2 separate regions of the Homo sapiens genome follow, and region 2 is linked to region 1. Evidence: chromatin contacts called from ENCODE Hi-C or POLR2A ChIA-PET data. All regions are on one chromosome and are shown on one strand. The core of a region is the stretch at or near the end of the contact, and the rest is flanking DNA. Distances in the headings are between cores, read along the strand shown. Region 1 holds the start of AP5B1 (adaptor related protein complex 5 subunit beta 1). Region 2 holds the start of CDC42EP2 (CDC42 effector protein 2).

Region 1 (4,834 bases), core at 1,206-3,705:
ACAATTCACTGGTTTTTAGTAACCTCACAGAGCTGTACAACCATCATCACTAAATCTCAGAACATTTTCATGGCCCCAAAGAAAACCCTGTACTCATTAGCTGTCACTGTGTCTCCCTTCCCCCTGGCCCAGCACCCACTATCTGCTCTATCTCCATGGCTTTGCCTATTGACTCGTTCTTTCCTAAGCCTTCCTGTATCCCCAGCAGCCAGTGCTGCGAGAGTGTGTTTGTTGTAGCCCGATTTTACAGATGAGAAAACTGAGGCTCAGGACCCCTTGGGAAGCTGACTTTCCCTTTTACAAGCCTTGTGTTTAGTGTCTGCCCACAACTGGGCTGCATGGGGAGGACAGAAACTCAGCAGGAGAAGAAATGAGGGAGGGCGTGGAGTGGGGAATTCCCAGCTCAGCATCCGGCAGTGGCCCACACCTGGGCCCTCGACTGGGATGTTGCTGTCCCGGGTGAGTCCGGTGACAGTCTGAGCTCAGCTCCATGCCTGGCCTTGCCAGGGACAGAGCCAGCACCACCCGCCAATAGGGGAGCAGACAGGTGAGAACAGGGCCCATCCAGGGACCTGGACACCCAAGAGGGCCGAGGGTACCTGGTGTGGGGGGAGGACCAGGTCAGATGCAACAAGGGGCTGTTTGTGGAAGTCGAGGCTCCACCTCTGAGGGGCTCTGTGACTGAGAGACCGTACCTCTGTGGGCTTCCCTTTCCTCATCTGATACCCACTCTCGGTACCTGGGGTTGCTGTGAGCCTCAGTAAGTCCATGCGGATTCGTCCACTGCAGTATTGGAGACCACAAGTGGGTTCCCTCCCTCCAGACCCTCAGCCTCAAGGAGTCAAGACTCAGGCAGGAGGTGTGCAGAGGCCACGCTGTCAGAGGCTGAGCCGGGGCCAGAGCCAGTGTCAGGCCCCCTGATCCTTGGAAACCTGTCTTCTCAACTCTGCAAGAAGTTTAATGATCATTCCTGCCTCACCGTGAGGGTGGTGAGGGCCGGGGATGTGCAGTTACCAGCACCCTCTGGGCTCAGACAGAGAAACCAGACTGGCTCCTACTGCAGGCTGCCTCCCCTCCCCAGGGCTGCTCTCATCCTGCCTCTTTCATCTTGGGTTTAATTAGCCAGGCTGCCTCACCCCACAGCCTCTTGGGTGGGAGTTATCACTCCCATTTTATAGATGGGGAAACTGAGGCACCTAGAGGGAAGTAGTTTGGGGCTGCTGCCTGTGAGTCAACTGTGGAGCCAGGGCCTAGAGGAGCCGGGACCGGGCCTTCTGGCTGGACCTGTCCCTCCGAGTGGGTCTCTATCTCTCCATCCCCAAGGGCACCCAGACAGCCTCCTTTTTGGCACTCTCCACCCCTCAACTCTCCACCACCTCCCATCTGGAGCAGGATGGGGTAGGGAGAGGCCAGCTGGCACTGGCTTGCATGGGGGCTCAGGCCTGTTTCATCTTCAAAGCGGCTAATTGGAGCCAGAGGGGTGGTGAGGTTTGGGCGCCGGCGGTTCTGTGCCCTGGAAACCGGTGGTCTGTGGGGCACCTGCAACCTGGGCCTCTGGCCTGGGAGAGACCGCCGCCCAGACCCCCGAATGCCCCCAAACAGCCAGAATCCAGCCCACTGAAGTCTGGAGTGCTGGGTTCCGGCCCGGCTTGGCCCCAGATCTCGGTTGGCAAGGCCGCCCTCCTCCTGGGCCTGTTTTCCCCATCGCTAGGCATGCCTCGAGCCCCGTGACCGGCCAGGCCCTGACAGCCCGCACTTCCCGAGTATGGATCCCGTTGTTTTCGACTTAGGGCCCTGCCCCGCCCTCGCCGTCACGACCCCTGCGGGCCGCCAGCGCGGCCTCGGGCAAACAAAGGTCAGAAGCTCCTGGCTGGCCGCAACCGCGGCGCCGGCTCCTCGCCCCCAAGCCGAGCGGGCTGGGGGCCCGGGCAGGCGTCAGGGAAGCGAAGCCAAGCCCTGCGGCGCCCGCCGGACCGGTTCAGCTGGGGCGCTTTTCCTGCGGGCGCCCTGCGACCGCACCTTGGTCACCCCCAGGGGCCACTCCGGGAGCCCCAGGACCCGCACCCACGCCCCCCGGGGCCGCGCGTCTGGCGCAGGGTGCGGTGTGCCCGGGCGCCGGCGGGGGGCGCGCTGGCTGCCGCCCTGCGCGGCTTGGCGGGCGCTGGTGGGACCGGGCCGCTGTCCGCCGAGGGCCGCGGGATCGCAGCCCTGCGCCGCGGTACCCGGCATCTGGGGCCCAGGCCCACCCCGCTCCGCCACCCCTACCCACTCCCCTCCGCCTTTCCTGCCCCGGCCTGCGGCGGTTTCGGGGAAGGGGGCCTGCGCGGCGGGACAGTTAGTCAGCCCCCGCGAAACCTGCGAGTCGACACCTGCGGGAGGCGGTGGCCCCGTTACGCCCCGCCCCTCCCCGCCCGGACTCGGCCGCCCCCGCGCCGCGCCCCGCCCCGCGCCGCCAGCCCGGAAGGAGCCGGCCGGCCTGAGTGCCCGCGGCGGCTGAGTCAGGCGGCGAGCGCGGCCCGTTACCGCCGGCGCCGGGGGCCGGGGTGGCGCTGTGGTTTCGGTGCGGGCCGCGGGCGGGAGGGAGGCGGCCTAACGAGCTCTCGGCACGCACCCTCCCCCGCCCTGCTCCTGTCCTGTCCCGCGAGGGCCCCGGCGCCCAGCTCTGGCGTCGGCCCCGAGAGCCCTGGTCTCACCGTGGGAGCCGGGCGCGGGTCCCGCCGGCATCTGCGCGGCGTCTGGGGGTGACCGCAGCCCCTCGGGGTCGGCAGCGGGCCCCGCGCTCCCGGTGGCTGCGGCCTGAGGGTCCCTCTTCCCTGCGCAGGGGCCCGCGCGCCTCACCATGGGGCCCCTGAGCCGGGACGCCTGGGCCCAGCGCTTGGGGGCCTTCCGGGCCAGCCCGTCTGCCTTCATGGCAGGTCCCGAGGGGGAGGATTTGGGTCGCGACCTGCTGAGCGACCTGAGAAGTGAGAAGCTGAGCGAACAGACCAAGGTAGGCCCCCACGCGTCCCCTGCGCCGTTCCGCAGGGTCACCCCAGCCCGCCGCGTCATGAACCTCATCTTCGTGATTCCCTCCTAATCCCCCATCCAGGTTTCCCTGCTGGCCCTGAGCATGGAGTACCCTGCGCAGCTGTGGCCCGACGCCTCTGCGGCCGAAGTGGCCGCCACCTCCCTGTTGGACACCTTGGTCCTCCTACCCCCGCGGCCCTCAGCTCTCCGTCGGCCACTGCTGCTGGCGGCCACCACTGCCCTGGCGGCGGGCGGCGCGCTGGGCCCCACCTCGGGCGCCTCCTGCCGGCTCCTGCCCCTACTGCTCGGCCTGGCCGCGGGTAGCGATCTGGGGCGAGGCTTTGTCCCCGCCTCGGAACAGCGCCCCTTGCAGGCCACGGCCTGCGAGTGCCTGCGAGAGCTAGAGAGCTGCAAGCCCGGGCTGCTGGGGGGCTCCCTGGGGTTGCTGCGGGGCCTGCTGGGGCAGGAAGGCCCTGTCCAGCCACTCAGCCTGTTGCTGGCCCTCGCTTTGCGCAACACCTTGGTGCTCCAGTCCCGGGTTGGGGCTGGCCTGGGGGGACTGCTCACGGATAAGGTCTCCCCAACTGGGGGTGGTCCCTGGGATTGGACACTAGTGGAGGAGGGCGATGGACGCCTTCAGCCCCAGGCACCCAGCTGGCCGGCAGCTGAGGAGGGAGAGGGGGAGCGTAGCCTTACAGCACGAGAGCACAGCCCTGAGGAGGCGCGGGAGCTGCGGGCTGCGGTGATCCAGCTTCTGGACACCTCCTATCTGCTCACTCCTGTGGCCCAGGCCCAGCTCCTGTGGCTGCTGGGCTGGGCCCTGCGGGGTCTGCAGGGACAGCCACCGGCACTCTTCAAGCCGCAGCTGGTACGGCTGCTAGGCACAGCACAGCTGACACTGTTGCACGCCATGCTTGCGCTCAAGGCGGCCTTTGGTGAGGCCTTGTTCACAGCCCAGGATGAAGCGTTGCTGCTCCGCCGGCTCACCTTGGCTGCCCAGCACCCTGCTCTGCCTCCGCCCACCCATCTCTTTTACCTTCACTGCGTCCTGAGCTTCCCTGAGAACTGGCCGCTGGGCCCTGAAGGTGAGGAGGCTGCCCCACTGCTGCTAGGGCCCCAGCTATGCCGTGGTCTCCTGCCCAGTCTCCTGCATGACCCAATGGCCCTCCTGGCCCGCCTGCATTTACTGTGCCTGCTCTGTGCCGAGGAGGAAGAAGAGGAGAAAGGCCAGCTTCCAAGCCCACGGCACTACCTGGAAGAGCTGCTGGCTGGCTTGCGGCAGCGGGCAGCCCTGGATGGGGGCCCCCGGGCCTTGGCCACTCTCTGCTTCCAGGCCTCGTATCTGGTGGCCTGCTGCCTGGCTGGGCAACCTACGGTGCTGACCCCCTTGATCCACGGACTGGCCCAGCTGTACCAAGCCCGGCCCATGCTGGCTCCCCACTTTGTGGACCTCTTGGATCAGGTGGACTCTGAGCTGAGGGAGCCCCTGAAGGTGGTGTTGCGGCAGGTGGTGGTGTCCAGGCCGGGCAGGGATGAAGCTCTTTGCTGGCACCTGCAAATGCTGGCAAAGGTGGCAGATGGAGATGCCCAGAGTGCTACCCTCAACTTTCTACAGGCCGCGGCTGCCCACTGCACGAACTGGGACCTACAGCAGGGCCTGCTGCGGGTCTGCCGGGCGCTGCTGCGGGCAGGGGTGAGGGGCGGCCTGGTCGACTTGCTGCAGGTGCTGGCCAGGCAGCTGGAGGACCCTGATGGGCGTGACCACGCCCGCCTCTACTACATCCTGCTGGCACACCTGGCAGCACCCAAGTTGGGGGTGGCCCTGGGC
Region 2 (4,829 bases), core at 2,293-4,792, 470 kb after region 1:
TGGCGCAGGTCTGTAATACCAGCTACTCGGGAGGCTGAGGCAGAAGAATTACTTAAACCCGGGAGGCAGAGGCTGCAGTGGGCCTAGATCGCGCCACTGCACTCCAGCCTGGGCAACAGAGAGAGTCTCCGTCTCAAAAAAAAAATTTGCCAGGTGTGGTGGCACAAGTCTGTAATACCAACTACTCAGGAGGCTGAGGCAGAAGAATTGCTTGAACCCAGGAGGCAGAGGTTGCAGTGGGCCTAGATCGTGCCACTGCACTCCAGCCTGGGTGACAGAGTGAGACTCCGCCTCAAAAAAAATAAAAAAAATTAAAAAAAAAATTTAAAACACAGAGAAAAATCTAGAAGGCCAGCCCTAGGTTGTCATATGGGCTACCTTGACTAGGGTACACAGCAGGGATGGGGGGTGGGGTCACTGATATGGGAGGAAAGGAGTCATCAATAAAAATAACCTATAATATTTTGGTCCCATGACTATGACATGATAAATGTGTGTAATATATATAAATATGAAAAGATGGAACAGTGGTTTTCTCAAAGTGGTAGAATTTCAGGTTGATGTTTCCTTTCTTGTTCAGACCTCTATGAATTCAAATTCTTACTAATAAGCAATGTATTATTTATATGCACATATTTATGTAGTCAGAAAAAAATTAAGCTATTTTTAATGTGTAAAAATAAATAGCTATGAAGGGGTGTCATACTGATTTAACAGAAAAAAGAAATGAAGCAAGCACTCCCTCTGCTTGAGGGTGGGGGACGCACATGGGACCTGATTGGTCCAGTACACATGAGCCCAGATGTAGACTCAGCATAAAAGGCAAAGAGAGAAACTTGTCCAAGGTCACCCAGTGAGTAAGGGCAGCATGGGAATTCAAGCCAGATGAGCCCACCCTCCTGTACCACTCCCTCCCCAGGCCCAGCCAGGGGCTCACCAAAGGTGGCTCTTGCCAGTTCTTTGCCTCAGTTTTCATTCTGGGCAGGGTGAGGGTGGGGGTGAGGGGGTTGGGAGGCGGGAGCAGGAAGGAGGAAGGAGGATGCAGGAGAAGCAGAGTCCAACTGCCCCCCTCCCCCCACCAGCTGAGGCCCTTGCTCAGGAAACCCCACCCCAGGACCGGACACCCGGGTCAGTCGTACTGAGCCACAGAGGCCGGACATCTTACCCCTCCCAGAGCACCTGGAGCTTAACAGGAAACAAAGGAATGACTCTCCCGTGGCGGAAATCCAGCTCAGCTTGCAAGGAGCTGGGGGAAGGGTGGGGACGCATGGGCACCCTGAGGTCTTGGAATCCCGTCACGCATTCATCCTGTGTCAACCATGCCAGGCCTGGGGGCCATGCTGACAAACATGCAATTTGTCGCTCGTCAGGAGAGAAGTCCTGGGGGGGGCTTGTCTTCCTTTTCACTCATGGAGCGTGGGGCTGACTGGTGGGATGTACCCAGAGCCTGGGCCAGGTCCTCCCCGCACCCCCAACCCCATCACACGGCAGCGCCAAGACAGCCTGAGTGTTTCCACAACAAATTGGGCGTCCCTGACAGCTGTCTCACTCACAGCCAGATGTACACACCCAATTCCAGATGTGGGGAGAATCGAGGGTGAGGCCAGCATCAGCGGCCCAGGGGAGAGCTGGGAATTACAACCCTCACGCCCCAGGAATTTAGATTTGGCAACTGCAAGACCCTAGGATCCAGCTTGCCACGCACAGTTTCTCATCTTAAAGCTCCCAGTCACGGCATGGTGGGGTCATTACGGCCCTTTACAGAAGTCGAAGCTGAACCTCAGAGATGTTAAGTAACATTGGCGACGTCATCCAGTTAGGAAGTGGAAGAGTGGGTACCCAGCCTGGTCCACGTGGTTCCCATGCAGTGGGCCACGCCTACTTCCATAATATGTTTGGGGAGCGGGAGAGAAAGGGGCTCACAGCTAGGCTGGGAACAGTGGGTCCCCAGATCTCCTCCATCTACATCCTGACCTTTGGCTGCCCCCGTCTGCCCAACTTTCATGTGTCCAGAGATATGAGAATGAGGTCTCCATCAGGACAGGGCTGTGGGGAGCTGGGAGGGGAGCTCCCTGCAGCAGTCGGGGAGCAGATAGGAGCATCCTAGCTCTCTGTGATTGCCCTGGACAGGAGCCCTGGACCTCCCAATGAGAAAATGACTTCCGGCAGGCAGGGATCCTCCTATCATGAAGAATATTAGGCCACCTCACACCCCCTCTTCTCCTAAATCAGGAGACTGTCCTTAAATCCAGCTCCACCTGGGACTTCCTCAGTAACCTTCAGCAAGACGCCTCTCCTCTCTGGGTCTCACCTTTCCCATCTATAAAATGGGCTGACAACGAAGCCACCACTAAAGGGCCACTGGAGATCCCACTGCAATATTGCAGGTGAGAGCGCCAATGTACAATAGCGGGGTTCAGCGGGTCACTGTAGGTTTTATCATTCATTCAGCAAATATCTACAAGGCCTTCCTTCCTCAAGCACTTCGATTCTCCGGGGCCAGTGCTTTGAACAATAGCAAAAACGAAGGGCTCCTGACCCCAGGCGTCCACCTCCTCCCGCCCTCCTAGACCTCGAGGATGCAGAGACCCTCTAGCGGCCGCTGGGTCTCCCGGGGTCCCGGTGCCTCCGGAGAGGTGCCCGGCTCCGCGGCCGCCAGGTGGCGCGCGTGCTCCCTTGATCGCCTCGTGTCCCGGAGGACTCCGAGAGCGCACCGGGGTCTCCAGCGCCCCTCCCCCGGGCTCCAGGCAGGCGGTCCCCAAGGAGCTGCGCGTTCAAGTACCAGATGGGGATTACCTGCGAGATCTTTTTGCTTCGGGGTTTCTGGTCCCACAATCGGGGAAAAAGGGGGCGATTGGGGACCCTGCCCTAGTCTCCAAGCTCTGGGAGGAGCCTCCCCCCTGTGCTTTCCGGCCTGGGCGATGTCCTAGTGTCCGCTCGGCACAGGGCCAGAGCTCGGGCGTGCGGGCCCCCGCCCCTCCCACGGGTCCGGCTCCTTAGCTCCGGCTCGGGTTCCTGCGCCGACCCCTCCCCACTCCTACCCGGGCGGAGCCCAGCCCAGCCCGGATCCGTTTCAGGACATTCGCGGCCGCAGCTAAAGATAGGAGAACAACTCACTATCGGCTAAAAATACGGCCCCCAGCCCCGGTGGGGATGCTGGGCGGCGGGGCACCCCTGGGTCTCGGGAGGGGGGCGGGGGCCCGGACACAAAATGGAGGGCAGAACGGGGAATTCGGGGTCGGGATGCGTTGCGCCCCCACGGACCGTGGCGGGCACGGGCGAGGCTGCGGGAACCCAGATGCGGGTGGGAAGCCCCATGGAGCCCTAGGAGCCCTCGAAAGGAACTGAGTGAGGTGAGAGGCAGAGCCAGGGCGCGAGCTGGGGCGGGGCGCCACAGAGATGGGCCTCTCGGGGGACCCCCGCGAAGCTGCGAAAATCCCAGCCCGAACTCACCGTGAGGCGCGCAGACGGCAGACCGGCGGACAGCAAGGTCTCAGGAGCTGGACAGCGCGGCGGCCGGACCCGACCGGCGGTGAACTTACAGAGTGCACCGCGGACCCCGCAGCCCCGCCCCGGCCCGCGGAGCCAATGCCGGGGCCGCGCCAGCCAAGCCCCTCCCCATCCCCGCCCAGGCCCCGCCCCACTCCGGGCACCGCCCGGGGCTCCCGGCGTGGGAGGTGCCGCTCCCGGGTCCAGCGGTCGCGCGCGCCCTGGAGTCCTGTCCTGGTTCTGGCGGCTGAGGGCCGGGTGGCGCAGGCGGCCTCCGGCTGTGCCCATGGGAACTAAAACCTTCGGTTCTAGAAGAGCCGGGGGAGAGGCTCCGGGAAGACCGAATTCTTCAGAAATCGCAGAGAGACCTTGGACCGGATCCTTCCCTGCAGGGCTGCGTCGGGGAAGCGCCGGCACAAGTATATTCAGCGACTTCCTTGGAAGCGCCTACGTTAGAATACTACAAACTTACAAGCTAGTTGATCAGTTTACCTCCCACTAGAAAAGACAGTATGGGAAGGCAGAGGCCGCGTGGCCTGGACCCCCGTCTTTGCTGTCAGGCTTCCAGAGTGAAGGTGGGGCTCATATTCAGACTAGTTCCTGGTCCATTCATTCTTTCAGTCAGTCAGTCAGTCATTCCTACAGGGCCAGAAACTTTTTTTTTTTTTGAGACAGAGTTTCGCTCTTGTTGCCCAGACTGCTCACCGCAACCTCCGTCTCCTGGGTTCAAGAGATTCTCCTGCCTCAGCCTCCCGAGTAGCTGGGATTACAGGCATGTGCCAGCACACCTGGCTAATTTTTGTATTCTTAGTAGAGACGGAGTTTCTCCATGTTGGCCAGGCTGGTCTCGAATTCCCGACCTCAAGTGATCTGCCCGCCTCGGCCTCCCGAAGTGCTGCAATTACAGGCGTGAGCCACCGCGCCCGGCCCAGAAACATGTTTTGAAGGGCAGGCACCGCACAGGGTGCTGGAGACAGACTGAAGGAAACTGCACCTCTCAGTGACTCAAGAGAGATTTGTTGAGTATCTACCAAGTGCCTAGCGCTGTTCTTGTCCCTGGGGATTCAGCCTCTGGATTGGGACCTGCAGCCCAGAGAAGGGAAATGGGGGAAATCCAAGTTCCCAGGTACATCATGATACCCTTCCAGGTGGGTAAGTGCTAAGAAGAGTGGGGCAGAGGAAGTGGTGGGTAGTGACGGGGTGGACAGACCTCACTTTCTAGAGGATGACAGCTATGCCAGCTCAGTGTGACCAGGATGGTTGGCTTCAATGCTGTCAGTGTGGGAAGGGCTTTTAGGGAGGCAGAGCCGGGAAGACCTCAGTGGGGGAGGCAGGATGCT

What was found. Hi-C counts contacts between places; a loop is a spot of excess contacts on that map. ChIA-PET counts read pairs that join two places held with the same protein, here RNA polymerase II (POLR2A). Pooled maps may share reads with other maps.
Region 2: a pooled map shows a loop between it and region 1 (3-fold over the local background). The contact joins the promoter of CDC42EP2 here to the promoter of AP5B1 in region 1. A Hi-C loop is called at or near these places in 1 of 50 pooled maps. POLR2A ChIA-PET finds 5 or more read pairs at or near these places in 2 of 52 experiments (PC-9 and activated T-cell).

Annotation. Positions count from the first base shown.
Region 1 is chr11:65,778,597-65,783,430 of GRCh38, reverse strand. AP5B1 (adaptor related protein complex 5 subunit beta 1) reads left to right here and starts at 2,455. Exons shown (of 2, transcript NM_138368.5): 1 at 2,455-2,989; 2 at 3,089-4,834. The coding sequence starts at 2,840. RefSeq lists enhancers at 1,084-1,741, 2,471-3,373 and silencers at 2,002-2,741, 2,782-2,961, 3,112-3,381.
Region 2 is chr11:65,313,579-65,318,407 of GRCh38, reverse strand. It overlaps CDC42EP2 (CDC42 effector protein 2), which reads right to left and starts at 3,542. Exons shown (of 2, transcript NM_006779.4): 1 at 3,454-3,542. LOC105369344 (a long non-coding RNA gene) reads left to right here and starts at 3,719. Exons shown (of 3, transcript XR_007062727.1): 1 at 3,719-4,637. RefSeq lists silencers at 2,585-2,744, 2,915-3,044, 3,505-3,884.